2 separate regions of the Homo sapiens genome follow, and region 1 is linked to region 2. The links are chromatin loops, found by intact Hi-C in ENCODE. Cell type or tissue: ascending aorta. All regions are shown on one strand. Links, peaks and the distances in the headings refer to the core of each region. The heading gives the core; the rest is flanking DNA. Region 1 has its middle 17 kb from the start of LINC01213. Region 2 has its middle 39 kb from the start of TSC22D2.

Region 1 (16,737 bases), core at 5,568-13,567, 110 kb after region 2:
TATCATGGTAAAACAGGGTATGAATATTGTCTTTTTATGTGTCAGGAATTTGAAATTTGTGAAAATATGCAATGGATCAATTTGGAGCATGAAAGTATCATGTACAGCAGCTGAAGAAGAGACAGGTGCCACATAAGGAAAAAGGGAACAGAGAGTCAGGTAGTTCAAAGACACAGGAAAGTAGTTCAAAGACGTATATTATGTAGAAGTCATTAAAATATACTAAAGAAGGAGATGGTAAAATAATCAAATACAGGATAATAAAGTGGAAGGGGAACACAGTGAGGGAAGGGGGAGGAGGTGAGATAATACGAAAAGAGAGAAGAGATGAAGAGGTAGAATGAGAGCACGCATGGGTGCAATGGTTGGTTCTGTAATGACCTGTTTCTCATGAAAAATGCATTATCCTAGAAAGGAATGATTTTTCTCCTCCCTCACACTACTTTGATTTGTGTGTTTACAACACACTAAGCCCACTGGGATGCAACTGAGGATTCAGAGCCTTTAGAATGATCAACCAGACACTGCTATTCCAAAAGACACCAAAAGCACTGTAAATAATTAAATATCAATACAAGTCAACTAACATTTATTGAATGTGCACTCTCAGAATGATGCAGGCATCAGCCTTCTGATAGACCTTAGGGTCTTGACAGAAAGCAAAAACCCAGATGAATAAAATGGTGATTTGGGAGACAGGGACTCAAAAAAGGCAAATGTAACTTAGCCCAGTAGGTCATAACTTTTTTGGGATAATAGACTTCTTTGTGAATCTGATGAAAGCCTCAGAGCTTCACCCAGGAAACTACACATTTGTGTGTAAAATAAAAATTTTGCTTACGTCATGGAGTTTATAGATTTCCTCAAGTTCAATTGTGGGCCCCCTAGTTTAAGATCCTATAGTAAGTGCTGAATTTAATAGATGCATAATTTTTAATAGGCCACTGTTTAAACTACATACAAATTCACTTCAGTTAAAACCTTAGGAATGGTTTGAATTCGTGAATTGGACTAAAGAGTGGGACCCAGATGTCATCCTCCTGTGAAACTTTAATAAACCAACTACTTTCTCAATCCTCCAGTGGAGTTAAATTTTGGGGGGTTTGTTTATAAGTTTATTTACACCTTGCCATCCTCTAGAAAAATTTTGACATATAAAAGTACATATAATACAAAAAAACAAAATAAATATTTTAGGAAAATAAACATCAACCCATGTTTAGGATTGAGGAAGTTGAACTAGCAGAACTTATAGTGTCATGGTAGACATAGGGTACAATTTTGTAACTTCCTGGTGGCTAAAGTTAAGATGAAGTAGGCTTAATTGCAAGACTAATAACAATCCATAAAATAAAAACTAATCTGGTTGTTAGATTATTGGTTAGGATACATTAGGTTGCAAGTAACAGAACACCTAACTAGGAGTGGCTTACGGGCATTGTTAGGATTTTTTTCTAACATAGCAAGAAGCCCAGAGATAATTCAGTCATATTATCAATGATGTGGGTTTTTTCTATCTGTCATCTCTGCTATCCTTAGGATGTTGGTTTCCGTCATACTTGTAACTTCATTGTCTCAAGTGAACTGCTAACTTGTGGCATCATATCCATGACCAAGGCAGGGAGAAGACTAGAGAGCTCTTCTCCATCTGTAGCTTTCATCAGGAAGCAATTGCCACCTTAAAAGCCCCCTTGTAGACTTCCTTTTATGTTTCATGGCCAGAACTGGATCATATGAACACCCTGTCTACAAGAGAGACTGCTAAATTAGTGTCTGCCATTTTGGCCTTTTTAGAGCAAGGAGGGCAAAGGAGGGTCTTGGGGATGGCATTAGGTTAGTATCTTTTACAAAGGATATGAACAGTTTTTCCTGATATTGAGCAACCTCATTCCTGGGTGTCATCAAATGAAGATACTGTGTGATACATCAGACCATACCCTAATGTCAATCTATACAGTAAATATAGCAGTGAGTTCTATCATGTATCATGGAGTTTCATGGTTCTCTCTGTAGGCTGATGGCTTAGACCAAGGCACAAATTGGGAGAAGGCAGGTCTACGGGAAATCAAAACAACGTATTCAAGTACAAAGCCTTGTTATGATCTAGTTTAATCCAACAGTAACATTTAGCTTATCTAGAGTCATGTATGAACAGCAATGCCCTTGAACCACTTTCCATAAATATTATTTCTCACAGCTGGACATTGAATAAGAATGGGACCACAGGGAGTTAAAGGCTGTAATCTCTAACACAATCTTACCTGGAGCACAAAAGCCTGCATTGTTGATAAGGACAGATACATAGGCTTTGACAACCAACCAGGGAGAGAGTAGGGTTAAGCACTCCTTATAAAAATTCAGAAGCATAACCAAGACATGTGCCTGTTAGACAAATGATCACTGGTGGTTAGACTGGTGGAGGTGAGCCCCAAGAAGAGGTAATTATTCTTTCCACTATCTTCCCTTAGAGTTTGTCTTTATCTCTATGATGGTATTTACAGCCCATATTTATGTAGTTTGCTGGCTATCAGCCTACTCATTTTGTAGCCCCTGATCATGTTATCTTTTACATAACAGACTTGGGTCTAAATTTAGAAATATTTAGAAAAAAAATCCTTTTATTGAACAGCGAATAGTAGTTGCTTAGGTAATATTTGGAGGGACAACTTTGAACAAAGAAATCAATGACAACTTATTTCATTCTATTTTCAGTACTAATTATTTGACATCAAAATATGGGCCAAAAAACGCAATTACTTTTGCACCAACCTAATATCAAGCATTACTTAAACTTTCACTGCTTGAAGACCAGAATACTTGGTGTGATGGACTAGACACTAGAGGTTAAAAGCTCAAGCTCAAGGGAAGAAACATATGTGCCTTCCCTTGAAGAAGCTATGTACTAGTTGAACTGGAGGAACATAGAAAACATATCTGAGAAAGGAAACCAGAACATTTATAAACACTGTTGTTTTAATAAAGGGTAATTCTATGTTTGGAAGAAAAAGGTACAATTTAATTATAATGCTTTTATGTCCAATTCTATGTTTAAGGTATTTGCTTGGTTACAAAGAACTAAGGTTTATGACTTCCTTTATAGTTGGAGGTGTTAATAAATGAAGAGAGTTGGTGAATGGAGTTTCCCTATGTGAAATTTTTAAATACATCTGTGAATATGTTCTTCATCATTTATACTCAAGCTACATCGTTTGCACTAATTGTTGGTTTACATTAGAAACACAGAAACACACTTTGAGAATTGTTTTTATTGCTATAGACATAAGGAGACATTTTCATCTTATTGGTGGTTTAGTAGCAAATGGAAAATTACATGACACAAATTACACTTAATTGAAAGAATAACAGGAAATGAAAGATGATTGACATGTGGCAATAACAAAAAAGCTTATTTATTCTCACAGAAAATTAAAGAATTAAGAACTGGGATGTCAGTTATCTGGGAAGTGTGAAATTCTGGACAAAGAATTTTAGATACTATTCATAGAGTGATTGGTGCTTTTTATATTTTTGCTATTAGATTATAAATTATTTGAGAGCAAAGCCTGTCCTCTGGTTTTACATTTATTCATTCAATAAGCACCATGGCACTATGTGGGGGATCAAAAATAAATAAGAAATAATTTCCTTTCCTCTGTGGACCAGGGTCTACTTTGGAAGAAATAATGTTTATACAAAAAAAAAACAACAAAAAACCGTAATTGAGGATAGACCGTTCTAAATCTCACACAGGAGATTAAAACAAGTTCCCAAGATTCTGGGAAGAAAGGAGTATCTCCAGCTGTCCTGCGTCAGGAAAGGCTTCACAGTGGATGTGACATGTGAGCTGGACATTAAGGGGCCAGCAGCACTTTACCATAGGGAGATGGAAAGAAGGACATTCTGGGGAGGAAAAACATTGTAACTAAAGTGCTGATGGCAGAAAAGAGGCTCATGTATAAAGAAGAGAAAATCATCCAGTTTTCCTGGTCCACAAGAGCTCAATAAGCAGAGAAATGAGAGATAAGGTTTAAAACATGAGTTGAGGTCATGAAAACATGGAGAGTCTGTTAGGTTTAAATTAAGGCCCTTGGACTTTGTTTGATAGATAACGAGGAGCTATTGATGGTTTTCTGAGTACCTGATAGACATTAAACATAAGTTTTTTGAGTGGATGAGGTGTCAGGTGATCCAAACCATGCTATCATTCTGTACATTCTGAAGTGCCTAACACAGTGTTAGCACATAATAACTGTACAACAATAGTTTTTAATTGGCTATAGAAAAATACATAAGCAGGAGAGCCATCAAAAAAGGTATTGAGAATGTCTGACAGCTTAGAGATAAGCCAGACATGCTCTTTTGGCACTCACTGTTCACATCTACCCCCTTCTACACACTCTTGTGTCATAGGGGCTGGAAGGCTAACAACTACATTTCTCAGGCTCCCTTGCTGCCAGGGTTTGAGGTGAAGTCCAGGAAATAAGATCCTTCCCATGAGATTTGGAAAGTGAAATGCTGGTGGAGCCCGTTTTTATTTCTATGGCAGTGGTAAGCCCTGGCAGAAATGCATTTTGTAGTGGACAGACTTCACAATCACCCTATAGTGACCAGCTTCATGAATGTGAAGCAACTGTGAAACTGGCAGCAGTTTCTTGACCTATGCGTGTTGACAATGATTTCCTGACCTCTGGTTCATAGCTTCAGGGTTATAACCTTATAACCTAGCATCAGCATGATCTGTAAGTCTAATAGGACCTCTTCACATGCATTTCTACGGCTCTTCCAACAATTTTGCAGCACCCCATTCCCTGTATTAAATTCCCTTCTACTCGAGATACCTAAACCCTTTTCTATTTCCTGCACCAAATCTTTACAGGAACAAAAGATGAGGAAACTTGCATGGCAGAAGGTGAAAGCCATTCAAAGGCAAGTCAATGTGGGACTGAAGAAAAATACTTCAAGTCCAAAGCTCTTTTATACTACAAAGGGCATCAAAGTGCCTTTCAGTCTGTGTCAATTCAGGCCTTGTCCTCCAGCCTCTCCCTTACTTACCTAAAAAAAGAAACCGTTGTTTTTTTGCCAATTTACAAATATATATATATATATATATATATATATATATATATATATATATATGTATATATATTCATTGTAGAAAACTTAGGAAATACAGAAAATTATAAAGAAGGAAATAAAAAGCATCTGTAATTTTACTAGTGGGGATAACTTCTTGAATCAGTAAAGATGAGGTTAAGCTGTAAGAGATAGAAAACTCAACATACAAGCAACTTAAATTAAGTAGACATTTCCCAGAATGAGCAACATTGCAAAACCCTGTCTCTACAACCAACAAGCAAACCCCACAAAAATTAGCCAGACATGGTAGCATGTGCCTGTAGTCCCAGCTACTGGGGAAGGCTGAGGTGGGAGGATCATCTGAGCCTGGGAGACCGAGGCTGCAGTGAGCCATGATCATGCCACTGCACTCCAGCCTGGGCAACAAAACAAGATCCTGTCTCAAAAAAAAAAATTTTTTTTAAAGTAAACATTTCATTCTTTGTTTCTCACATAAAAAAGTTCAGGAGTAAGTAGTCCAGGGATAGTGGCTCTAAGACCATCAGGAATCCAGGCCCTTTCTCTCTTACAGTTCTGCTATTCTTGACACACGCTTACACTTCATTGCCCAAGATGACTGCTCTAGCTCACTCTCTTATACTACATTCCGGCCAGGAGAAAGGGAGAAAGAAAAGTAAGAACATATGTCCCTCTCTTTAAGGAAGTCACATGTGAAATTTTGTTATGTCCCTTTGTTCCCTGTGGTCATACCTATTTGAAGAGAAAACTGAGAAATGCAATCTTTATTCTGAGCAGCTATGTACTTAGGGGAAAACTGGGGGTTCCCTCCTGAAGAAGAAGGTGCGAATGGGTATTGGAGGACAGTTAGCACTCTCAGTCACATAACTGTAACTAGCCAGTCCTCCTTCATACAGAAGCATGCAGTTTTCTCTTTCTTGGCATCTCAGGTCCCAAAGCCACCCTCATTCCAGGTATTAATGCTTCTGCTGATATCATATTTTGTCACTTTGGCCTGTTGCCCTTTCCTGAAGCATTTTGCCTGGACTACTTCTATTCACATTAGTTACTTTTATTTTTTATTTTTATTTTTAGAGATGAGGTCTTGCTCTGTTGTCCAGGCTGGAGTGCAGTGGTGTGATCCTAGCTCACGGCAGCCTTGAAATCCCAGGCTCAAGCAATTCTCTTGCTTCAGCCTCCCAAGTAGCTAGGACTGCAGATGAGCTACACCATACCTGGCTCATTTATGATTATTACTGTTTTAGAGATGGACTCTCACTATGTTGCCCAGGCTGATCTACAACTCCTGGTCTCAAATCATCCTCCTGCTTTAGCCTCCCAAAGTGCTGGGATTACAGGTGTGAGCCACCATACCCGGCCAGCATTAGTTATTTTAAAAATTCTTTCTCTTATCAGTCCACCTCAGGCCACCTGACTTTTCTCTTCTCAACTTACCTGAAAATGTAACACCCCACTGAGTCCCTCAGATCAAACTTTTTTTTTTTTTTTTGAGACAGAGATTCACTCTTGTTGCCTAGGCTGAAGTGCAATGGCGCGATCTTGGCTCACTGCAACCCCTGCCTCCCGGATTCAAGTGATTCTCCTGCCTCAGCCTCCCGAATAGCTGGGATTACAGGTGCCTGCCACCACACCTGGCTAATTGTTTGTATTTTCAGTAAAGATGGGGTTTCACCATGTTGGCTAGGCTGGTCTCAAACTCCTGGCCTCAAGTGATCCACCCACCTTGGCCTCCCAAAGAACTGGGATTACAGGTGTCAGTCACCATGACTGGCTTACAAATGGTCATTATAGAAGTTTGATCTGGCCAGGTACAGTGGCTCACACTTGTAATCCCAGCACTTTGGGAGGCCGAGACAGACAGATCACTTGAGGCCAGGAGTTCGAGACCAGCCTGGCCAACATGGTGAAACCCCATCTCTACTAAAAATACAAAAATTAGCTAGGTGTGGTGACGCCCACCTGTAGTCCCAGCTACTGGGGAGGCTGAGGCATGAGAATTGCTTAAACCCAGGAGGCAGAGGCTGCAGTGAGCCAAGATCATGCCACTGCATTCCAGCCTGGGTGACAAAGTGAGACTGTGCCTCAAAACAAACAAACAAACAAACAAACAAACAAACAAACAAACAAACAAAAAAACCATTTGTAAAGCCACCTTGACCTGTATCTGAGTCCTTTTCCAGGAAGGGCTGCAGGCTGTATTGCCTGTCCTTCTTCTGACCCACCATTCTATCTTTCCCTCTAAATGTCAAGTCGTTCTTTAAAACAACACCTCCCTGAAGCATTTCCGGATTAATTGCAGCTCTCACGCTCCTCACAGGAAGCGCCAATCAATGTCCGTTCTTCTGTGCCTTACCAGGGCTGCAAATTATTTTCTGTTCAGTACAAACTGTGTTTCTTCTGATTTTTAGCCAGTATTCTTTCTAGGTCCTTTAGAGTCTGAGTTTTCTCTAACCATATTCTTCTTTTTTCACTTTTTCCACTCTTACATTAAAAGCTGCTTAGGGACTACAACCTCTGACCCCAGAAATATATGCAAATAGACACTTAACGCAGTCTGTTGGTGAATTTCTCTCATGGCTTCTTTTAGGCTAAGCAAGACTCAACGAGCATCTTCTGGCTTCTTTCTTGGGACCTATTATGGCTCTTATCTACAACATCTTGGGCTTCCCAAAGCTTGAGGTTTTGAGAATCAACCACAGACAGTTGACTTCCAGTGCTACTCCCTAGGAGAAATTCCCTGGCTGTGAGAGCTCCTTGCTTAAATAAGGCAGGAGTACTTTCTCAAAGAAGTCAAGGATCATTTCACTATCTAATCTCTGTGAGAGCAATTGGATAAGGAAAGGAGTCTTTGGGGCCTGCAGCAGTTAACAATAATCTAGGTTATGCTGCTATAATGAACAACAGTCAAATCTCAGTGGCTTTAAACCAAAAATGTTGATTTCTTGCTTATGTTACTTCTCCCATGTGGGTTGGCAGGAGGACTTTGACATAATAGAGTCCCCATACCAGTGACCCTCATTCCAGAGAGGAAGAGTTCTGGAGCGTCTTGCATCAATAATTCAATATTCCAGCCAGGAAGAGACCCACATCACTTCTGTTCATTGGCTAGAACTAGTCACATGGTTCTGACCAAAGAGACCAGGAATTACATACAATCTACCTTGTGTTTGAGAGGAAGGGGAACTGGAAATATTTAGAGAACAGCACTAATGATGTCCACAGACCCAACTGTAATGATTAACATTCACAGGCTAGTATTTGACCCAGACTAACTTGAGGCAATTGCAGGCAGCATTTCTAAACCTCTTTGTATTTCAATCAAAAGAAATCACTTTCAACATTTTGCTCCTAATTACTCTGTATCCCTCTCAAATTGTTCCTACTTCAAGGTGAAATCAGTGAAATGTTTTGAGAGCCCTGGTGCAGAGTTTCAGGCCTGTCACAGCTTCTTTGCTAACATCTTCACCTTGGCACTTGGGTTCTCCTTGAGTGTCCTCCCCACCCCCTTCACCAGCCTCAACCTCACTCTGCCTACCTCATCACCCTGGGAGCTGCTTGCATGCATCACTGTTTTGGTGGATGGCAGCAATACACAAGGGCACCTCATTGTTGGAAAGGAACTGCCTTCCGCCTGCCAAGGACAAATGCAGACACACAAAGCAATATCAAGCAAGACTTCACATCAAAGGGAACCCTGCCTGGGCTTGCCAAGAGCAGGCTGCCTCTGTGTCTTTCTCTTCAGCCTTGTCAGTATTCTTAGGGTCCAACAGGCCTATGGTGTCCCTGCCAGGCCGCCTCATTCACCCAGCACTCCTGTTCACTCTGACACCAAAAGCTCTGGGCTCTCCCTGAATCTGGGCTCGACAACTTGAACGGAGCACAATGCCAAGTGTTTAAAAATGCTGCGTGATTAGGAAGGAAAATCTCTGAGAAATATTTACTCTGTGAATTCTATGTGAGTAGGAGAACAGAATACTTTACCTTGTTCAGTGAAGCAACACATAGAAAGTTAAGAAATCCCTGCCTAAGACCTAGGAAAGCTTACCTAAAGAGGAAGGAAGAATGCTCTATGAGCGGAGATTTGGGAACATTGGAACCAACACTGAAATTGACACTGGCTGGCCTGGGCATTCAGACGTGACTGGGGAAGTCGTGTGACAAACAGAAGATCCAGAGAAACTTTAAGTTCTGCTTTAGAACCAACAGAAGAATTCAGGTTCTGTTGCTTTAAGGAAAAGAACACGTTTGTTTTACAAAGAGGATGAGGGAAAAATGGAAAAGAGAGACTGGCAGGGACAAAAAAGGGGATTGAAACTTTATTTTAGACAACAGGTAAGCCTATCTGTCTGTTCTGGATGCTAAAGAACTCTTCTGGAAGGATACACTCATCATCAAAATACAATGGAAGTTACAAAGTTTTAAAGTCAAATATTGTGAGAACTTGAAACGGGAGATGGTCTTTTCCAATTTTTTTTTTTTTTTTTAGTTATGAAAATCTAAGGCTCAGGAATGTCAAGGGGCCTTTTCACAGTCACACAGCTGCTTAGTGACAAAGCTGTAGCTAGAACCCTGAGCTTCTGACTCTCAGACATGGGTTGTTAAATCACAGCGTGGTATAATGGTGCTACGTGTGGCACGTGATCAGAGAGCACAGGTCTGCAACTTCATCAAGTAAGGTATTTTTAACATGGTGACTTCAACACTTTGACTAAGCTCTTCCACTGTAGCCAACCCTACTGCACTGTTCCAACAGCTTCCCAGAATGGTAGTAATTAGAGCAAAGAAAAAAAATAGGACCCAGAGAAAATGTAACATTTCTTAGTAGTGGGAGGAGGTGGAAATAAATGCATTTACATAACTTTCTACTTTCAGAACACTTCATGTGACTACGGGTTATTAACCTAGGGTCCATGAAGAGAACTCAGGCATTCCAGGACAGGAAAAAAAAATTACATCTTTTACTGAACTCTCACTGAAATGCATCATTACCTTCATTATGAATGTAGGCAACAAACCACAACAGTGTTTGCAGTCTTTGGACTTTGTCACTAATAGAAATAAACATTTTCACATTGTATTAGCTGTTGCAGGTATCTTGAAATATCTTTACCTTTTTTATCACTTTGCTGTGATGGTAGTTTTTAGATCTGCTGCTAGATTTTGTTAAATAGTGCTTAATAAGCACCTATATTACTATACCACAGATTTTTATAAATGTTTTGATAATCATATTTCAATATAATTGGATTATTTTATAATTCTATGTATGTATTTATTTTAAGCTGTTAAAGGCATTATTCTAAGAAGGGATCTGTAGACCTCACCTGTCAGAGGGGTCCTTGGCATGAAAGTTAGGAACTCTGACATGTGAGGGGTCAACGAGTGTCAGGTTGCCAATGGATACCCATGTCACTAGGTCCCCTGTCCCTGCACCATCATCCTGTGGGCTCAGAATGAAGGGATGCTTGCTTGTCATTCTGGGTTGGAGAGCTGCCAATATCTCTTGCCACAGACTGTGTTTGTAATTCCAGGGTGTACCAGCCTTTGAAAACTGACATGATTATATTGCAAAACGTGACAGAAAAGAATCCATTGTTTGGCGTTATTATTAAAATTAAGACTGATATGGAGTTGGTAATATTTATATTAAGAGGGCTGTGTTCACACGTCCATGGAAGTTGACTTTTCTGCGGGAACTGGCACTTTAAAGTCCAGTCAAAAGGAAGTCAATGTTTTCAAAGATGACAAAAACTGATTTGGCATGGTCAGTACATGTTCAGACTATTATTAAGTAAGAAAAATAAAAATTTTAAATATTAAGACACCATTTCCACCTCTCAAATAGGCCAAGAGTTTTAAAGGTGGTAATTCTCAGGATCGATAGGGTGTAGTAAAATAGATATTTTCCTAAACTACTCACAAGACCAAGGCTTGACATAACTTTTCTAGATGGCAGATTGGGCTTTATGTTTTAAGTGAGTGCTTTTCACCCAGTAATTTCACTTCTAGGAATTTATTCTGCAGGCAGAATTACAAAGATATTCTTCAAAATATTATTCATAACAGTAAAAAAATTGGAAACAGCGTGAATGCCAACAACAAGAGCTTGGTCAAATTATGCTACATCTGTAGGATGAACTATTACGTAGCTAATTTAAAAAATAGCCATTCTGACAATATGTAATGATATAAGGAAATGTGTAAAAATAATGTAGACTTAAAATACAACACATAAAACTGCAAGTATAAAATAATTCTGTTTTTTAGTTTTAAAATATCCTTCGTATTTCTTTGCAATCTTACTTATGTACATATACCTATAGAATATGTGTGTGTAAAAAACTAGAAGGAAATATATCACAGTGTTAGGGTAGTGGCATTTAATTATTGGGTAGAGGCATTTTAATTATTTTTATTTACTTCTTTATGTTTTTGGAACTCCTGACATTAGGAGAAGCAGTAAGACACTGTTTTTAAGAAGATGAGCTGGTGCCACATGGGCTGATGTGTTTGCTGTGCCTTCTTGTTGCTCCAGACAAAAGTTTGTTTTGCTGGTTGCTACTGAGTGTTATTTTTCTTGTAACCTTTGCTCTCTTTCCCCACCATTGGCTTCCAGATGTCTGATTTCACCAAGTTCAGGGCACTGGACGCATGTGCATTTTCCCCTCTAACTTGAACAGGAAATTCAGAAACTGCCTTAAGCCTGCCAGCCTGATAGAGCCAGCACCAACATGAATATCAACCCAAAACCTCTTGGCCTAATGAAAAATAGCTCGATGGGGGAATGTGAAGCTTTTGTAAAAACTGGTGACTGAGTTTGAGATAGGGAAAGAATTTTAGGAGGCATCTGCCCCTCTTTCCTCTTGGTCAATGATGGCTTCTGCCTAGTTGTGCTTTCTGCATGTTGTGGGTGAAAAATGGAGATAAAAAGTAATTATTCTACAGCAACTTAACCTTTTGCTGATATTTGGTAGAAAGTGATAAACTTTCAACTTTCTGTCATTATTTAGCATGTAGTGTATAAATTAGCTGGAAAAAATTCTGTTTGAATAGATGAAGACATATTTTCTACGGATTTTACCTTGAAAGTGAGAAATACAAAGGTAATTTTCTGTTTGTGAATGTTTGTTTTAGGGTTCTATTATTTGCAGTGCCATTTAGAATTTTGGAAACATTAGAGTCTATATTCCATTCCTCCTGTCTTTCTTAAACTTGGATCAATTTTCTCCGGGTGAAGTTTAAAATAATAAAAACTGGGAAACCATTTACTCAATGCCTCCTGTTGCATAGCAATCTAAACAAACAGGCCCCTTTCCTCTGTTAAGAACTTCCAATAAGACAAATCACAAAGCTTGTGTTTAAAAAAATGATTTCCAAGTTCCCCACCCCCAACCCCATTTGAAAGCTTCCTTTAAAAAAAATAGAGGCAAAAGATTGTAGACAAGAAACTTAATTGACTTTTTAGTGAGTCACTTCTCATGCTACTACAGGGATTAGAAAACTCTTTTGTTTGCGGTGAGGCCAGAGGATCTGAACTGGACACATAAATACCAAGCCAACCAAAGCAGGACAAATAATAAGAAATAATAGTAACCATCAGGTGGTCAGTATCTTCTGTGTAGCAGACACAGTGCCATGTAAGTTATCTAATCTTATAACAAACTTCCTGTGTTGGATATCTTACATTTGCACCCCCAGGTCCTCTCTCTACTCTTTTCCATCCTGTTCTCTGCCCAGGGAGGATGACCTATTTAGACAGCAGCAAAGGGCTTGCTTACCCAAGAGTACTGGCAGGAGAGAGGAAGGAGGAGGTAAGATCAGAGTATGTTCCTGGCCCCTTCTCTGCTGGTTCCTGCAGGTTGGCTGTGTCCCTCTACCCAGAGATACAGCTCCTGCCAGGCAGCCCTTTCCATTCCACTCCCCTCCCTGGCTTCCAAGAATGGCTCCTCGATGCTTCATTCAGGTCTAGTGGTGGGAAGAGCTCCCTGCGGTTGCCAGCTCCATATCGAAGTGAACTCTTAGGCAATGTCTTCTCATGCAATTTATTGGGAAATCAATCAGAGATTGACCTTTGCTAGACAACCTCTAGTGTCTTGTAAACATTATTTAAATTTTAAATTATTTGTCTTTTCAAAATCATGGGCTGTGGCACTAAGTAGTTTTGGCCTTGACTGTAAGCTTTGTCAACATTGAACACCTGGACAAAGTATTAACCTAGCAGAGCCTCAATTTACTAAAAATTAAAGAGTAACAGTAATATCTACCTTACATGGTATTGTGAGAATTCAGTGAACATATATAAAATTTTATTACAAGATACAGCACATAAATCTAATTTTATTCCTCTTTTTTCCCTCTTTCTTTCCTCCAACTAGGGGCCAAATTTAGCTAACATTTACTGAGTGATTATTATGTGTCATGTACTAGTTTAAGCATTTTATACATATTAATTGATTTACATCAATCCTATATACTATTATCCTCTCTTTTACAGATGGAGAAATCAAGGTGCAAAGAGGTTAAGAAATTTGTCCAAGGTTTGCCAGGACATAGATGGGAGTACTAATTCACAACTAGATGGTAAACTTTTCAAGGCAAAACCAACTGTATACCAAATTTCTTTCTTTCTTTCACAGGGCCTAGCATGATGTCTTCCATATGCAGGTGTTCAATAAGTGCTGATTTTATTCCAGGAGCAGAGGCAATTAAGCTAGGGTTGCAATAGTTAGGGAGCCAGGAGATCCACATGGTCAAAGTAGCAGCTGCTTTCACGAAGCAGTAATGCGTGCCGCTCGAATTTGGATGCAAGGTCCTGGTAACTGAGGAATGGGCTGTTGCTGGAAGATAGAGCAGAGAGCAGCCAGTTATCTTGCGGAGGGGTGAGGAAGGAAAGAGAACTTGAGCTGGGAAGCCAGCAACAGTGGAAAGCTCCCCAAGTGAAGCTTGAGCTCCTCTCTCAGCAATCCTCCTGGCCTTGAGGAGACAGTAAATCTCACTCCATCCTGTGGTTATACCACTGAAGCATCTTTAAAAACACTTAGTCCCAAACAATGGGCCCTTTCCTGCTGCTTTTCTTACCTGAGCCAGCAACCTCAGAGCTTTCTGGGATTTCTGTTAAAAACACCGAGATCCCAGGACTCCTTCTCTATCAACACAACTGTCGCTCACGCCAAGCATGGGACATATGGCCGAGCATCTGGGAGGGAGAAGATGGGCCAGGAGTGCTGGCAAGCGGCACATGCTTTCATTATAATGGATGTGTCACAGTAAATCATTTTGTAAATGTCCCCTCCCCCTGTGCTGCATAGCAAAACATAAAGGAAGACGAATTACCCACAGCACCACAATGCTGGTTGAATATGCCAAAACTTGTGCCTGAGACACTTAGTGACATTTCCTTAAATATCTTTTTAATATCTTGGCCAGGTTGGGCATACCAATGGCATTACAGAGCTTGCAAATCAATACCCCAGCTGTTTTGGTTTTTTAATAAAACTGAATGTGATCTATTTTAAATGATTGCCTTCCACCCCTCTAATTTTCTACAGGGCTTTCAGAGAGCAAGACTGTGGGCAGCCCTGAAGTCAGGACTTGGCTCTGAAAGGGTAGTTGTTCCTTTTGGGGGTGGGGTAGAAATTAAACATTTGCTGGATTACTGTCATCATTTTTTCCTAGTCCTCTAGTCTCCCAAATCTAGTGATCTACATGATTTACAGGACCAACTTGTGGTGTGCTGCTGTTTTTAAAAAATGAGTTTACCAAAATGTTGCAGAAGAATCTAAAGGGCTTAGCTTCTACAAATCAAATTGATTTCTCCATTTGGGATCAGTCCAAGTGATTTATTCATAATTTTATTAGAGATCTTTTCCAAAGGAAATTCTTTGTCTCTGATTATCACCATAAAGAAAATTGAAAGAGCTTCTACCAAGAATTCAGTCATATGCATGTGACTTTTGCCCCTCGGAAAAATGGAATATGTAAAACTGTCATCAACAGCAACCATCTTGGTTACTGGGCATCCACAGTCCTCAATAACAACAAGAATTCCTCACGCAAATAGGGAGGTGGTCCTGTCACATTTGGGGTCCCAGTAAGCAGAAAAGCCCAATCAAAGTACCTATAAATCAGAGTTTTATAAAGATATTAGTTGACTGCTACTTACGTGGGTCATAAATGTGACACCACAATAAACAATCAAGTTTCTTTGAGGATGTATTTGAGGACTTTTTTATTGGCTTTGAGAAATCACAGTACTTCCATCAGGAAAGTCTCATCTGCTTGTGCAGTTTATTGCTTTTATTTTCTGTAGTTTATACAAAGTGTCTAAGCTTTTTTCCTTCCAATATTTTTCCTGGGCTACATTAGTACAAGTCCGTGTTTTCCCTGGGCCAGCAGGACCACAAACCAGATTAAAACAAAAAGGGAGCTGGAGCCTCGGCTGGGCCCCTGGAGAGGCCTCCTCCCTCTGCCTTCCCCACCCCTGACCTCTCACAAACCAGCTTTGAAGCAACTGAAATTTCTTTCTTTCTTTCTCTCTCTCTTTTTTTTTTTTTCCTGACCACAGGCAAAATCCTGTCTCCTTGGTTCTCTGAAAGTTATCCATTCCTGAATTTTACCCTTAACCACAGCGGAGGAAAGGGAATAGCTGAGGTCAGGAAATATGGAAAGAATGTTAACAATTTACCACTAAAATATACATTAAGATTATTTTCAGCAAGTGTAATCCCCACGTTGAACTTCTAAATCTAGAATTCTCCTGTCATGTGACTATATTCACATTTATGTGTGCCCCTTTCAGCCTCAATTCATCCCTTCCTGAATGAGCTCTCTGTGAAAGGTAGGACTGAGTGAAAATAGGCAAGTGAAATCTTCAAGTTTCCCTCCCTAGTTAACACTGATTACAAATGTTGAAGTGGTTAGATGAAAGTAGTTGTCTTTTACCTGAGCTAGTGCACGAATATCATCAGAGATTTTAACAGGCATAAAAACGGAAGTGAAAATAGACACACAGGTCACACTTTCAATCAAACAGCTAGTTCTGTATAGAAATCCAAAATTATAAATGTTTAGATGCTGTTAAGAGCAAAAGGAATGAACCAGGGATATCTCATCTCAGGTACTTTTAAGATAATCACAGAATGTTAGCATTAGAAAGAAACAAAGAGAGTCTTTCATTGAACTTCATTTTATATAGGACACAATTAACAATAATTACTATTGCCAGTATATATGTATTTTCCCATTTAATTATTACAACAGTCCTAGAATGGGTCACATCTATTTTGCGGAGAAGAAAAAGAAAGGTGAAGGAACCTGCCCAAGGTGAAGTGGTAGAGGTAGGATTCAAACTTGAGCACTCTGGTTCCCATTCAAACATCAAATTAGAGGCCCTCCAAGGACTTGAACTCATTTCTCTTGGAAACCAAGGAGTCTTTGCCCTACTCTGGGGCAAGTAGATGGCTGCTAACTGCCTGGCTTTATCCACCCCTTCTTTGCGCCACATCTCACCCTCATGCTGGCCTCAGGTTGGTTTGGAGTGGCTGTCATGATCCAAGATGGATCTGCCTTTCCCCAAGGGCTGGCGCCAGTGCCTCCCCAGACACGCATGCTGCGCTGCATCTGTCGCTAATGGGATTTCCAGAT
Region 2 (16,737 bases), core at 3,649-11,648:
ATAGCAATCATATATTCAGCTTAACCCAGTAAGACAGTTGTTATTATCCCCATTTTAATAGATTAGAATACTATGGATTTGTGCGTTTACATTAATTGTACAAGGCCACACAGCTTGGGATTTTAACCCAGGTCTACATGATTTCAAAGTCAAAGATTTCAACCACTTGGAAATGTTCCTCCTGGCAGCTCTTGTATTAATTTATTTGAATGGCTTATGACTTTAAACTCGGAGGTATCAACTCTGCCTGGAAAATGATAGAATTGGACTAGCTGGCATCTAGGACCTCTTCTGCTCTGCAATTCATGCTCTAAGAGCATCCCAGAGCCCTTGTTAATTTCTTCCCTTGTCATTCACCTTCACTGCTTTGTGTTGGATTTACTCCCTCAAATAGTGAGAGACACAAAAATAAAAATTGTGACCTGGATAGGTAGCTTGCAACGTAAGCATGGAGCAGAGTGCAGAGTGCTGGCTCCCAGCCAACTGGAAACTAAACAAGTAAATGAGATGACAACAAACCTGAAGCCAAGCTCCATACCACCAAAGTATTGGAGGAAAGCACTGGGGAAATGACCACAGCACTTCAAGGTCACTCAGAGGTCCAGTGAGAATCATGAGGGAGTAATAAAACATATGTTAACCAACTAGTGCATGTGTCAACTGTGGTGTAGGGATAGGGCTGAGAATGGAATTCTGTGAGGAAAAACCAGGACTTAGTTGATAGTCTGTAGAGACAACACTGTGTTGGAAATAAAGGCAGAAAAAAAGCAGGTCAGTTGGGTGACACCTGATCAAGGCAGTTTGTCTAAAATGGAAAGATCACATGCCATTCGAGGACATTTCCTGGGAAATGAGTTTGCAGAAAACCATGCTTTAGTGGACAAATAGCTGGGAAAGCTTTCAGGGGAAAAGATGCAGGTCATGTTTGTGTGGCTAATTACATCATATTTATTTGAGGCTTTGAGGGATGCAATTAGTAATTTGCCTTCTTAGGGTTTTCACCTCAGGAAGACAAAAGCATAGAAGATGAGAAAGGGTCAGATTTTAAGGGAGTGTAGAAAAAAAGGCTTAGTTGGCACGTGATAAAGAAAAAAAGTAGGAAAATAGAAACCTTTGTTGTGCAATCCATGTGCAATACAACTGCAATAGATCATTAGGAAGGGAGGCCCCATTCCCAAATGCTGCAGGCCTCTCTACAATTGCTTAACTGTCTCTGTCTGAAATATTGAGGCAAAGTTATATAGAAAATGAATTGTCACAGACCCAGAAACATTCTCATAGTGGAATGTTTTCCAGTGTTGTAAATTTGATGAGATTCAGTTCTTTTTAGTAAGGTTAATTTAGTCAAATTTTCAAAACTGAGGACTGGTGATTGGAGATACCCATTTCATTAGCTTTCTGTCTAACTTTTTCCACACAGAATGAGGTTCATTTAAACAAGGCACATTTACCATATATTAAAGAGACAGAATAGTGCCCAATTAATGTAAAAAATAAAGACTGGAGACATACTGACATGCAAATAAAGGGATAGAAAAATAAAATATACACTTCTAGGGTTCCAAATGCTATGAAATGAAGTTCTAAAAATGTGACCTAACTGTGATGGTGACCTAACTCACCAAACCTCTATGTCACAGCTAAGAGTCTTTGAGGATAAAAACAGGAATAACGAAACTGCTTTAGTATGAGTGGTGATATAATGTAAATAGTTCTCCAGAGATAAATGTATTAATAAGGTAGAAACTTGAGACACTTCACAGATGTTTAAGTGTTTGGGAAAAAATAGAGAACCTTCCTTAAGCAAAGTAACACACGTAACATAGTGCCTGATATTTAGTAGATCCGCAGTAAGTCTTCCTTTTCCTCCCTTTCTCATCTCTAAAGTAGTGAACAAGGGAAAAATGAGACTAAGTCTCCTTATTCCTCCAATACTTGTATTGGACTGAAGCCAGGTTTGCATAAAGCCACTGTAGGGAAGAGCACTAACACTTGTAGAACCAGGTCTAACACTTTCAGGAATGGGGCCAGCAAATAAGCATATAATATTTATTGAGCACCTATTTCATTCCAGGCACTTTATATCAGAGATTTCATTTATGCTTAAAACAATCCAGTTTCCATTTTGAAGATGAAGAACCAGAGAATCAAAAGTTTAAACATTTGCCCAAAGTCAAATAGCTGCAAAAGTGGCAAAGTTGCTCACTGTGTCTGGCCCAAATTGTGCTGTTTCTTAAACTATGCAATTCTTAAAATCAACATATAAGCCCTGAGAGGGCAGCATGATCACCTGACTGATTTGCCTTAGGGATGATATAGAGACATTAATTGCTTTCACCCCTACATGCCTTTAAGTAAACAATGATATTATTTTTCTTCTTGCAAAGATAATACTAGTTTAATTGTAGAACACTTAAACATATGGAAAAGTAAAAAGAAAAAAATAGGTCATCTAAATCTTGTCACCCAGAGATAATCAGGGCTAACATTAGGCATCTCTCTAATGCTTTTTCTGTGCTTATATATTTGTAGATATTATACAATTTATGAAATACATACATACAAATACATACTTTCTGAAAATTGATCATAATGTACATACTTGATTTGCAAACTGATTCTTGCTCATTCAAACAGATTACATATGAAGAAAGTTTTTCTAACTTAAAATTATGAGAACTGGGTATTATAACAATATTTTGATAAACAATGCCATTTGCATTAATGAAAGTGCTACAATATTTATTAAGTTTATTGAGAGTGCCAGAGGAGGAATAAAACCAGTAAGAATGTTAAAGGCTTTTTACACCTACTAAAATAATATTCATTATGTGAAGCATAATAGCCTAATCTCGCACAGAATTGATGTCCAATGCTAATATCAGTGCTGAAAGTAAACAAAGTCCAATTGTATCTCCTGTGAAACTGGAAGTTTTGTATACCCTCAATCAGCGATAGAGAGCACCAGAGTAACTTACTTTCAGATATTAGGAGACCTCAAATTACCTATTATTTTACAAGCCTGGCTGAGAGAAATAATCAGAGAATACTAAGTGACACGCCACTTACCTACTCTTCTAGGGTACTCTTAAGTTCTATCCTTGAATCAAATAAGGTATATAGGCTATAATGTGCTTAGACATCTTGATTTCACTGACCTGAGGATCCCTGCAAGAAGCAGGTATGTGAAATTCACTCCTACGTTTACTGTAGAAATGCTATCGAGGGTAGCTCTACCACACCACTTAATGCCCCCAATATTAAACTCTTTGAATTTGTTTTAGATTTCAGTACCAGGAAAACATGTCTTGCTGAGAAACATATATGCTTCTTCCTTCATCATCATAGCAACAATTTTAATGATTGTGATTTCTAACCTCTTCTTCCCCAGCCAGGAAGCTGAGAGCCAAATTTGAAGCCAAATCAAAAAAATTATGTTAATTCTTAATATTAGCATCTTCTCATGTTACTCTTCCCTGGTATTGTTTTCTGTTTTCCTTTTATTACCCTCATTGTTACATTTGTATATAAAGGACGATTCTTCCTTATTTCTTTTCTCTCAATTTAGAAAGTGAAAGCAAGCATCTTTTTTGTTAAAGAAATGTAGCATTTTCGTTAGAAATTTCATTTCACTAGAAATGAAAATACTGTTTCACCACCTGATTATTTTGTTCATCTCAATTTGTGTAATCATATAGGATTTTTGTCTTGGCCCTTGAAATTTAGAAAGTACAGCTAGCTGCAGCACTCTTTTTAATCTTGGCTGCCCGTTAGTGAACCCTTTTGACCTAATGACTGACCTCTTTTCAGTTGAGAGAATTTTTCTTCTATTATTTCTTTGATGATGATTGCTTCCCCTTCATCTCATCTATTCACTCATGAAGATAATTATTTCTTAGAAATAAACACTTTTAAGGTGGCCAATTCACCTGATTTGCTTGTAACTTTCCCAGTTTTAGCACAAACCGGATGGTTGGTCACCCTACACTTGGCTAAGCTATTGAATCTCTGAGTATAGTGGTTTTCAAACTCTTCATCATGAGAATAGAGTTTTATATATTTTTAAATCTCCAATCCATTGTGGACTGATATTTTTGAAAATACAATAAAAATAAATACAACAAAAATGAGATAAAAAATATAAAAGACAAACCCAATTTTAAAAATTATTAGATTCAACAGAATTACAGTTACTCTGTCAAATTGCTCTGAAAATTTTAAATGAGGACTCTCAGTTTCTATTGGTTGCTTGTAAAATCTGCAGTCACCTAGTGGACAAAACTTTGAATAGTCCCACTCTAGGATTTCTCTAATCTGCTCTGATAATCCCTTGCATCTTCTCCACCCCACATTCCGTTCTCTGCAGCCTGGGCTAAATGCCTTTTTTGTGTTTACATACCCCATTACAGTAAGCTGTGTACTTCCTGAGGGGCAGTGATGAAGTCTTATTTATCTTTCTATGCCCAGCACTCAGCACACTGCCAGGCAAGAAGTTTGTTAGGCTGTTGTATTTATTCAATCTTTGTTGAGGCTAGAAGAAATTACAACCAAGTTTTAGTTATGGTTGTTTTGGGAAGGATGGGACTGTGGGGGCTTTGCTTATTTTTGTACTTTTCAGTGTTTTCTAAGTTTTTCTAACACATGTGTTAAAAATGGGAAGATTTAAGGATTATTCTAACAATCGATATTGTAGAATAAGTGACATCTACCTCATCATGGCTTGTGGTCAGTAAAAAGTCCCCTTTCACAGTGTAGTTGACTTGTAGGACAGAGCCCAGTTTGTGTGAGAAAAAGAAAACAATACTAAACAATCCTTGTCATCATTGAGGAACAGGATCCTACTCTCATCCTATTTCGATTAGGAAAGTCATCAAGAGATTAAAATTACTAATTTTGGAAGACAATCAGGAAATTTTGTACAAAATTCCTCCTAAATATAGAGGATAGAAAGTGTTTCCTTTTCACACTGGGTCCCTTTTCAAGTGGCCTGTGATATTGTGAAGTTTGATAACTACCTTGTTTGTATTACTCAGATGCTGGAATAACTGGATGGGATCATTTAAACTATGAGTGATGGGGTCCTGACTTCCCTACCCAAAGAATAGTACTATTTGAACTGGCAGTTAATCACAGCTTTTTTAAAAGTGACTTATCTCTAATGTACAATATGACTAATTTAGCAGCTAAGCAATTTCATTGTGATCTTGGTGTCCGTGGAATTCCTGTCACCTATCCAACAGTTAAGTCATATTGCATAACTGTGGGGTGACATCACCATGCTACAAGATTATTGGCTGGAGACAAGAAAAAAAAGTTTCCTGGACTGTAAGCCTTTCCGGTATCTGAACGAACGACTTGTGCTGTTACTGCAGTACAGCCAGAGAGAAAAGTAAAAAGGGATTTATAGTGGCTGGCTTTTGGTGTGTCACTGGAAATCACAGTCTGTAGCACACGAGGAGATTCTCCAATGTGCCTAATTATGAGATCTCTTCCCTTTGTGTCATATTCCACAGTATCGGTCATTAAGATGTGGGGTGAGACAGCCGAGACAATGGCATTCTCTTGTAATTAGAGCATTTTATTTTTCTAAGAACTTTATAGTCTTCCCTTTAGAAGCAATACTTTAAAAAAATGCAGTCCACCATCTGCTATACACATAGAAACTGAAGAGATGGTCAGCGGGGACCCAGCTGAAAACCTTTTATGGCTGAAAGCCCGTTTATTTCCCAGGGAACTGGTATACAGGTTAATCACCACATAATACATACATTTGATTTAATTGTATAAGATATCAAACTTTAAAACTACCCACAGAAATGCCTAAATCCTGGAGCAATAGCTGATTGAAATTTGGGAATATAATGGCTAACCTTTATTGTTTACTATTTATTGTTTACCATCACTGTTCTGGCTAAAATTTATTGTTTACTATTTATTGTTTATTATCAGGTTCGAAGTAATTTACATATATTAATTCATTAAATCCTATGAAGGCAATACTATTATTATTCCCAGGTTAAGGATGAGGGAATGGAGACTGTGAGATCACAAAACTGGAAAGGAGTAGAACCAGGATGTGAATCCAAGTGGTTCAGCACCACAGCACACAGTCTTAACTGTTGCCTTGCACTGTATATTTTGTAATAATAATAACAACAACAATTATTACTACTCCTGCTGTTGATACTACCACTGCTACTTCCATCTACTAAATGCTTTTTATCTGACAGACTCTGAATTATAACCATCATATCTCTTCATCAACTCTACGAGATAGAAACTGTGCCATTATTATCCCCACTTGATAGATTAGGAAAATGAGACACATAGAAAATCAGTCACACAGACAGTAGGTAACAAAGCAAGGATTCAACCTCTGTCTAGATCCAGACTCCATGCTTTTAACCACCATACTACACTGCTTTTCAATAGCTGCCATTTATTGAGTACCAACTAATGTGTAATCCTAACAAATATCCTGCATTGTAGGTATTATTAGTCCTAATTTACAGATGAGAGAATGGAGGTCCCAAGAAATCAGGTAACTTGCCAGTTTCTAAGCAGCAGAGCCAGAATTCTTCCAACTTCATTGAACACCATTATAACACAATACCTCTAAAAATTCGAAACAATTCTGATGCAGGATGACAGAATGTAAGTCAGGTAAAGGGCTGGTATCTCAGGAGTCACTTAGTGCAAAGAGTGATATCTTGGTCTGGGCATCCCCAAGGGTGGGGCCTGGTAAAAAGATGCTGGAAGTGTCTTACACGTCAGCAGTCACTGAGGGGTGGTGCTCTGATGGAGGGGCAGTCTTCCTTGAGTGCACCCTGTTCATCTGTGAATTCTGGATGATCCCCTGAGTGTGGGCAGATTCCTCTCTCTCCCGTCAATTCTCTTTCTCTTTTCATTCCCCTTGATATTTCCAAAACGGCACTCCTCTGCCCTCCTTCGTTTAGTAAGGAGTCTTGCACATGCTCAGTTCTCTTGCCTTGTAAGGGTTTTCTCCCCACCCCCAAGCCTCCTCTCCTTTTCTAGCACATATTCAGCCCTCTGGAATGTGGCCACCCATAAGCATGACACACATTTTCAAAGGGCTTTAGAAATGCATGTGATTAGTGAATTAAATTTTGTTAAAGGGGAAGTGTATCAATACTGCACATATGTAACCTGTTAATTTCACAGTATGGGCATCCTGCCTTCAAAAATATAATAATTTTAAAAATCGGAAATCACAATAAAAAGCAAAACAAACAAAGACTGAAAAACAGTTTGAATATTGCAAGAAAATTTACCCCAGAGTTTTTAAGTATAAAGAGCCTCTGTGGTTTATTTAAATTCTTATTCTATTAAAGGAAATCAAATGTATTCATTTATTCCTGGGGACACAGAGAATAAAAATATGTATGACACATCCAGCATGTACCTAAATACTTAAAAAGTGAAGTCAAGGCCAGGTGCAGTGGCTCATGCTTGTAATCCCAGCACTTTGGGAGGCCAAGGTGGGCAGATCACCTGAGGTCAGGAGTTCGAGACCAGCCTGACCAACATGGAGAAACCCTGTCTCTACTAAAAAAAATATGTAAAATTAGCTGGGTGTGGTGGCACATGCCTGTAATCTCAGCTACTTGGGAGACTGAGGCAGGAGAATCGCTTGAACCCGAGAGGCAGAGGTTGCAGTGAGCCGAGATCACACCATTGCACTCCAGCCTGGGCAACAAGAGGGAAACTCCGTCTCAAAAAAAAGAAAAAAAAAAAAGTCAAATGTCCTAAGAGTGAAACAAATGGTAAAATAGGGTTGTTCTAATAAGGAAACAAATCCCCTGAAGCAAATGATCAGGGAATCTTCTTGAAGGAGGAGAGACTTGGCTGGAACTAACAGAACTGGTAGAACAACAAGAGGTTGATATTAGAAGTTAAGGAAAGGACAGCCCATACAGGGAACTAGTGTGAGACAAAAAGACAAGAATAAGGGATGAGGCCATGAATCCTCCTTGAGGGTAAATAGCTATTAAGTAATATAGAATATTTTATAAAAATATGACGGGATGGTCAGTTATTTGTTTGCTTTTATAGCAGAGAATAGGAAGTAGTGGAAATGTGTCTCATCTTAAAATTAGAAAGGGGAAAAGCTTAACATATTGATGTGCTATGAGTTGGCCATTCCCTGGACCCATGCATCTCCCTTTAATGAAGATAGAAGTAGACTCAGCATTATAAGCAACTCAACAGCCCCCAAAAGGTGTGCTCCTCTAAAATTCACTCCAATAACTCTCAATGGGCAGGGAGTCTACTCCTGATTAAGACCTGGATCCTAATCAGATGACCTCCTGGGTCATCTGATCTTCTCAGTGACCTCGGGTGAATCATCCCATCTTCCCTGCTCTGAGTTTATATTGCTGAAAAATTGCAAGGTCCTTCTATTCAGAGAGTCAGTAAATAAGGTATGGGAACTTCTCTCATGTGCTGTTTGTGGTCCTAATCAGTGACTGGGGATGGATTTTTTTTTTTTTTTTTTTTTTTTTGAGACGGAGTCTCGCTCTGTCGCCCAGGCCGGACTGCGGACTGCAGTGGCGCAATCTCGGCTCACTGCAAGCTCCGCTTCCCGGGTTCACGCCATTCTCCTGCCTCAGCCTCCCGAGTAGCTGGGACTACAGGCGCCCACCACCGCGCCCGGCTAATTTTTCGTATTTTTAGTAGAGACGGGGTTTCACCTTGTTAGCCAGGATGGTCTCGATCTCCTGACCTCATGATCCACCCGCCTCGGCCTCCCAAAGTGCTGGGATTACAGGCGTGAGCCACCGCGCCCGGCCGGGATGGATTTTTATACCCAAGACTTCTGTAAGATAAATGAGTTCACTTTGGTTCTTCACTGACAAGTGCTTTGGGATGTGGTCCTGAGGAGATCACTTCATTCGCTCATTCAGATGTTGAATGAGTGCCGACTGTGGTAGTCAGCCTCCAAGATGGCCCCTGATGACTCCCTCCTTCCTGGTATGCATGCTGGGTAAGTGCCCTTGGACATTTGTCAGTGGTGTTCTGTGGGTCCAATAGCATACGGCAGAGTGATGGTATGTCACTTCTGAGATAGATGATTGGAGAAACTGTGGCTTCTGCCTTGTTCTCTCTTGGATCACTTCCTCTGGAGGAAGCCAGCTGCCATCTCATGAAGACATTCAGTGACCTATAGACAGGGCCATGTGGAACTGAGGGCCTCTGCCAACAGCCAAAGAGAATCCAATGCTTTTTGTCAACAGTTCTGTGAGTAAACCAGCTTAGAAGCAGATTCAGCAGCCTCAGCCAAGTCTTTGGATGATGCAGCCTTGGCTGGCACCTTGAATTGAGCCTTGTGAAAGACCCTGAGAACCCACTCATCAAAGCTGCTCCTAGATTCCTGACTCTCAGAAACTGTATGACACAGTTAATGTTGGTTGCTTTAAGCTGCTAATATTTGGGGTATTTTGTTAACATAGCAACAAACAACTAATAGACCTACCATTTGTCTGTTCCTGTGCCAGGTACTGGGAATGAATATAGCTTAAGAATTTGCCTTCTAGAACCTAACAGTACTCAGGGAAAAAAAAATCAAAACCAAACAAACCAAAACAAGACCCAGGTGTATAAGTACCTACTTACAACACAGTACAACAAACGCTGCGAGGGAAATCCCTACAAGTGCTGTAGGAGACAACAGATATATAATAACGCACTCTATTTGGAGAGAGAAGGGGTACAGAAAAGCTTCACAAATAGACATTAGCGATTAGTCTCTAAGAAAAATCAGGACTTTTCCAGGCAAAAAAGACAGAATAAAATATGCAAAGACCCAGAGGTGGGAGACCCATGGTGTGCCTTAGGGAATGTGTTCAATTCCATGTAGTTATGGCTAAGGATTCATATGAGGATTCCCTGCTAGGGAAGATCAATTTATCCTAAGATATGAGAAGCCATTGACAGATTTTAATGAGGAGATTGACAGAATCAGATATATGTTTTAGACAGACAGCTGGTGTTGGATCACAAGGAGGGCATGGTAGAATTAGAGACAAGGAAAGATGGAGGCCGTATAGAAAACTACGGTAGTTCTTTACAGTAGCTACCCACGTTAGAGACTAGTGAGCTTCTGATGTGATTGTATCACTCATATTTTTCACTGATCATGTATATATATTTTTTGAGACAGAGTCTCACTCTGTCATCCAGGCTGCAGTGCAGTGGTGCAATCTCACTACAACCTCCACCTCCTGGGTTCAGCAATTCTCATGCCTCAGCCTCCCAAGTAGCTGGGATTACAGGTGTGCGCCACCATGCCTGGCTAAGTTTTGCATTTTTAGTAGAGATGGGTTTTGCCATGTTGGCCAGGCTGGTCTTGAACTCTGACCTCAGGTGATCTGCCTGCCTCGGTCTCCCAAAGTGCTCGGATTACAGGCAGGAACCACTGCACTCGGCCAAGACATATTTATTATATATTATTACATATTCAGACATAATAATTTTTTTTGGTTTTCACTTTGAAATGATTTCAGATTTATGAAAAAATTTCAGGAATAATGCAAGAAATTCTTATATACTCTTTACCCAGCTTCCTCAAATGTTAACATGCTATATAACCACAGTATAATTTTTAAAATCAAGACATTGACTGGGCCCGGTGGCTCACACCTGTAATCTCAGCACGTTAGGAGGCCAAAGTGGGAGGAACACTTGAGGCCAGGAGTTAAGAGATCAGCCCAAGCAACATAGGAAGACCCCATCTCTACAAAAAATTAAAAAGTTAGTTGAGCATGGTGGTGTGTGCCTGTAGTCTCAGCTACTGGAGGAGGGGGTTGAGGTGGGAGGATCACTTGAGCCTGGGAGATCGAGTTTGCTGTGAGCCGTCATCAGGCCACTGCACTCCACCCTGGGTGACAAAGTGAGACTCTGTCTCTAAATAAATAAATAAAATCAGGACATTAAGATTGATACGCTTTTAATTAATCAACTGACTTTATACAGATGTTCCTTGTTGTCTGATTAGTGTACATTTTCTGGTCCAGGATCATACCTTGCTTTTAGTTGTCATGTCTTGTTAGTCTCCTTTAATCAATATCTCAACTCTTCTTTGTTTTTCATGACCTTCACGCTAATGAAGACTACTATCCAGTTATTTTGTAGAATGTTCATCAACCTGGGTTTAGTTTATCTAATATTCCTCATGATTAAATTTAGTTATGCATTTTTGGCATGAATACCATAGAAATGATGTTATGTGTTCTCAGTCCATTGTATTGAAAATCATATGGTATTGTTATGTCTCATTACTGGTAATGTTAATTTTGATAACTTGGTCAAAATTTTTTTGCCCAGGTTTTACACTATAAAGTTTTACACTATAAAGTTATTGTGATTCCTTTTGCAACTAATACATATTTTTTGAGAAGATACTTTGAGACTATGCACATTTCCTGTTTCTCATCAAAACTTTCACCCACTAATTTAAAAATTATTGGATTAAAATTACTTTATTAATGCTTGAATTAATAATTATTTTAGTGCTTGCCAAATGATGAAAATCAGGAGATTTTGAATTTTTTGTCTGGTGGTTTTGAAACATATTCATAAATTCTTTGGTATTCTGTCTTTTAAAAAAAATGGAGCCTAATTCCCCTTTCCTTGTGTGTGAGCTGTACAGTAGTTGGCACCTCTTTTCTAGTGAACAGTATATGGCTGAAGTGGCTTCTAAGGCCAGATCATAAGAGGCATTGTGGTTTACTTTTTGATCTTTCTCTTGGATGACTCATTTAGGGAGAAGTCAGCTGCCATGTCATGAAGACGCTCGAGTAGCCCTATGAGATTCCCATGTGAACAGAAATTGAGTCCTCCTGCCAACAATCAGCCATAATTTGCAAGACACGTACATGAGCTACCTTAGAAGAGAATCCCTGGGCCCCAGATAAGCCTTCAGGTGAATGCAGCCCTGGAAGACATCTTAACTGCAACCTCATGAGAGACCCTGAGCCAGAACCAACCAGCTAAGGCACTGCCCGATTCCTGACCTACACGCATGGGGGTGTGAGATAATGTTTATTGTGCTAAGCCACTAAGTTTTGCTATAATTTGTCATGTAGAAATAGATAATGAATACATGCTGGCAGGTAGGAAGGAAATCATCAGAGACATGTTCAGGAAGAATTAATACTAGGAAAGAAAGTGTACCCCCACCCCCACCAAAAAACCATGGATATGTTTTTTATGCATTTAAAAATGCATATTAAAATTATAATGAGATTCTACTTTTCATGAGATCAGCTAAAATTGAAATCTGATAGTACCAAGTGTCTCATACACTGCTGTCAGAACATAAATTGGTACAATCAGTTTTCAGAAAACAGTTTTACATTACCTAGTAAAGGTGAAGTTACACATACCACCAGATAGATTATCAACATCCTACCCTTATATGCACACACCAGAAATAAGTGCACATGTACATCGAAAAATATGTACATCAATGTTCATAGCAGTATTACTCATAAAAACCTGAAACCAGAAACAAGTATCCCTCAACGGTAAGAAAATTGTGGAAGATTCATTCACTAGCATACTGTACGTTAAGTGAAAATCAACAAAATATAGCTACAGGCAATAATGTGGATGAGGCTTAAAAACAATGTTGAGTGGAAAAGGTCCCACACAAAGGAATATATATAGTATGAATCTATTTATGTGAAGTTCAAAGGGAGGCAGAGTTAAGCTATTTGTTTTAGGGATGATTACTTAGGAGGTAAATACATAAAGAAAAGTAAGAAAAGTGAATACCATAAATGTCAGAATAATGGTTTCTTTAGGGAGGATTATATACAGGTTGTGATTGGAAAGGGGCTATGGGTGGGGGCTTTCGGAGGTGTTTACAATATATCATTTCTTTTTTTTGTTGTTTCCTTTAAAAATCATTCCTATTGGCCAGGCATGGTGGCTCACTCCTGTAATGCCAGCACTTTGGGAAGCCGACGTGGGTTGATCACTTGAGCCCAGGAGTTCAAGACTAGCCTGGCCAACATGGCGAAAGCCCGTCTCTACTAAAAATACAAAAATTAACTGGGCATGGTGGTACACACCTGTAATCCCAGCTACCCAGGAAGATGAGGTACAAAAATCGCTGGAACCTGGGAGGAGGATGTTGCAGTGAGCTGAGATTGAGCCACTGCCCTCCAGCCTGGGCAACAGAGACTCTGTTTCAGAAACAAAAACAAAAACAAAAGCAACAACAAAAAAAATTCCTATTGAAATTTAACTTACATGTGATAAAATTAATGTAACATTTTATATATATTATATATAAAATATATACTTATATATTATATATACTTATATATAATGCATTATATATGCTTATATATAATGTATTATATATGCTTATATATTATATAATACATCTTCTAATATATGTGTGTAATATATAATGTAACCTGTATATCAGTTTCACAGATGTTAACTTAACAAGCAAAGTTCATTGAACCATGCATTTGTATTCTATGCACTTTGTTATATATCACAGTTTAAAAGGTCCAAAGTAGAGTATAGACAGGCACAGTGGTTCATGCCTGTAATCCCAGCACTTAGGGAGGCAGAGGCAGGAGGATAGCTTGAGCTCAGGAGTTCAAGACCTGACGGGGCAACAGAGCAAGATCCTGTTCTCCACAGACAGGAAAAGAGAAAGTAGAGTATAAATACAGCATAGGATCTTGAAAATCAGACTGGATCAAAAGGTGACCATGAACTAGCAATTAAGGTTCTGTTTAAAAACAACTAACACGTGTTGGGACATAAGAATTAGGGTAGCACACAATAAACTATCTCCTGGCTTATATTTTTTAAATATCACTGGGTGGGTCAGTAGTCTGAACCTGGTTGCCAAGGCAGTTCCTAAACCTGGGGAGTATGACTGATAAGTTTTTCACCTTGACAGCAGAAAGCAGTTGGGCCCAAGAGAGGGTAGGCTTGATGCTAGCAAAATTATGAAGATGAAGCCTTAAGTACCTTATCTTGTTTGTGCTTGCCCCTTGCTCTGCTTCTCTACACCTTTGGATTCTCAGCAGCCTGCTGCTTTTCTACACCTTTGGATTCTCAGCAGCCTGTGTATTTGTGTACTTATCCCCCTTCCCTTCCTGTCATCTACCCATTTCCAAAGCCAAGGCAGGTCTAAAGTCCTGCTTTGTTGACTTCTGGTTCAATCAGGGGTGTTTCTATCATATCACACTGGCTGAAGGTATTTGTACCTTAACCTTGATCTCTGATTATGAATGAAAGGTTTTGGGTCCTATTAAAGAAATTTTCATCACCACTGACTAGTTATTTGAGGTGTATTTTGGGTGAGGTGGGCCTTGCTGCCCCTGGGGTAGCACCTTGTAAGCTCTGGTATGGTATGCCCTGGGGAGAAGGTGTCAGCTAACTTTTAAAAATCACTGCAGGTGATTCAGATATGACAACCTGTATCCTGTATGACAACCTGCCTTCTGTCCACACCCCGTCTCTCAATGAGAACCACCTTTTACAGGAAGGCCACTCATAAGCAGATATATCTATTTATTCATTCATTAAACAACTATTTCTTGAGCTCTAACTGTGTCTGGCTATGGGCTAGCACTGGTGACTCAGGGTTGAACAGAAACAGGCATAGGCCATGCATGGTTTAGTGCAAGACACACATTAATCAAGGCAAGCAGGTAAATGTAAAGTTACCAGTCAGGTAAGTGTCGTAAATCTGGGTTTACTCAACATAAAGACAGGTGAATTGAGAGTTAGCTTAATAATTATGATTTTCAAGTATAAGATGAATAAATTATGTAGAGGAGAATATTATACACTGTAAAAAAGACATAAAAAAGGAAGTTTGCTGTAGCATAAAGAATTTAAGGTAATGGCTACCATAGTCAGAGGGCCTGCTCTGTGCCAAGCATGGTGTTATTTTATTTTATTTTTTTATTTTTGAGACTGAGTCTTGCTTTGTTGCCCAAGCTGGAGTGCAATGGTACGATCTCAGCTCACCATAACTTCTGCCTCCTGGGCTCAAGCAATTCTCCTGCCTCAGCCTCCCGAGTAGCTGGTACTACAGGCATGCACCACCACGCCCGGCTAATTTTTGTATCTTTAGTAGAGACAGAGTTTCATGTGAGCCAGGCTGGTCTCGAACTCCTCACCTCAAGTGATCCACCTGCCTGGGCCTCCCAAAGTGCTGGGATTATAGGCATGAGTCACTGTACCCAGCCTGCTGTTATTTTATATATTAAAAATTTTACATAAATATATTTTACATATTTTTATATTTTTATAAAATAGTGATTATATATTATCATTTATTAAACTCATATATATTGATAAAGCCTCACAGAACCCTACAGAGATTTAAAAAAGCAATACTTAGAGATATTAGATAATCTGTTCTAGGTCACCCAACATATATATATTTAATAACAGCTTTATTGATATATAATTCACATACCATAACATTCACCCTTTTAAAATATAAAATTCAGTGGGTTTTAGCATATTCATGTACTTGTAAATTACCACTATCTAATTTTAGAACATCTTCATCACCCCCAAAGAAATCCTGTACACATTAGCTTCTACCTTTCATTCCCCCTCACCTCTGCCAGTTCCTGGTAACCACAAATCTACTTTCTTTCTGTATGGATTTGCCTATTCTGGACATTTCAGTAATGTTTTCAAGATTCATTCATGTTATATTGTATATCAGTACTTTGTTTCTCTTTGTTGCTGAGTAATATTCCATTGTATGAATAACCTCATTTTGTTCACTCTTCAGTTGATGAACATTTGAGTTGTCTCCACTTTTTGGCTATTATAAATAATGCTGCTATGAATATTTATGTACAAGTTTCCATGTAGACATATGTTTTCAGATCTCTTGGGTTTATTTCTAGGAGAAGAAATGCTAGATCATGTGGTAACTCTATGTTTAACATTTTGAGAACCGCCAAACTATTTTCCAAAGTGGCTGCATCATTTTACAACCTATCAGCAATGTATGAGGGTTCCCATTTCTCTACATTCTTGTTAACATTATTTAAGGTATCCTAGTGAGTGTGATGTGGTATCTCATTGTGGTTTTGATTTGCATTTCCTCACCAGCTAAAATTCATGAAATTCAGATTCAAGTTCAGGTCCAAAGCCAGAGTTTTAGCCACTGTGCAATACCATCTCTCTCATGCTCCTAGAAGTAAGGAAGAATACGTTGATAAGATTGTAACGCACTGGATTGAATTTTAATTATCATCTGGGTATTCACCTCTAGAAGCTTTTAAAAACAAGGGCTTTTTTGTTGTTGTTGTTTTGTTTTTTTGAGACAGTCTTGCTCTGTCACCTAGGCTGTAGTGCAGTGGCGTGATCTAGGCTCACTGCAACCTGTGCAATTCTCATGCCTCAGCCTCCCAAGTTGCTGGGATTACAGGTGTGTGCCACCACACCCAGCTAATTTTTGTATTTTTAGTAGAGATGGGGTTTCACCATGCTGGCTAGGCTGGTCTCAAACTCCTGACCTCAAGTGATCCTCCAGCCTCAGCCTCCCAAAGTGCTAGGATTACAGGTGTGAACCACTGCACCCAGCCCGGTTTTGTTTTTAATCTAGGATATAATAGCTATGGATTAAATTCAGTGATGAGCTGGTAAATGGTTGACAACCAACTTGGGGTGCCACAGTGGGGTGGGGGTAGCAGGAGGAGCTCTGATTTGTAACCA

The links. Hi-C counts contacts between places; a loop is a spot of excess contacts. Peaks named below come from ENCODE experiments on the same cell type or tissue, not always from the same donor. Only the 100,000 strongest peaks of a DNase experiment are listed, where the experiment ranks them.
Region 1: it touches region 2 in a loop (5-fold over the local background); 5 of 110 quality-filtered maps call a loop at or near these places.

The regions. Positions count from the first base shown.
Region 1 is chr3:150,247,637-150,264,373 of GRCh38, reverse strand. No RefSeq gene overlaps it. Among named protein-coding and RNA genes, the nearest start is that of LINC01213, 17 kb to the right of the region's middle. In ascending aorta, for the core only: no CTCF peak of the experiment used is centred there; DNase peaks (open chromatin) are centred at 8,763, 9,753, 10,553 and 11,751; H3K4me3 peaks cover 356 bases; H3K27ac peaks cover 5,878 bases.
Region 2 is chr3:150,360,526-150,377,262 of GRCh38, reverse strand. No RefSeq gene overlaps it. Among named protein-coding and RNA genes, the nearest start is that of TSC22D2, 39 kb to the left of the region's middle. RefSeq lists enhancers at 5,107-5,401, 6,360-7,228. In ascending aorta, for the core only: CTCF peaks have their summits at 4,266 (motif pointing left) and 6,960; DNase peaks (open chromatin) are centred at 5,262 and 7,012; H3K4me3 peaks cover 2,363 bases; H3K27ac peaks cover 3,650 bases.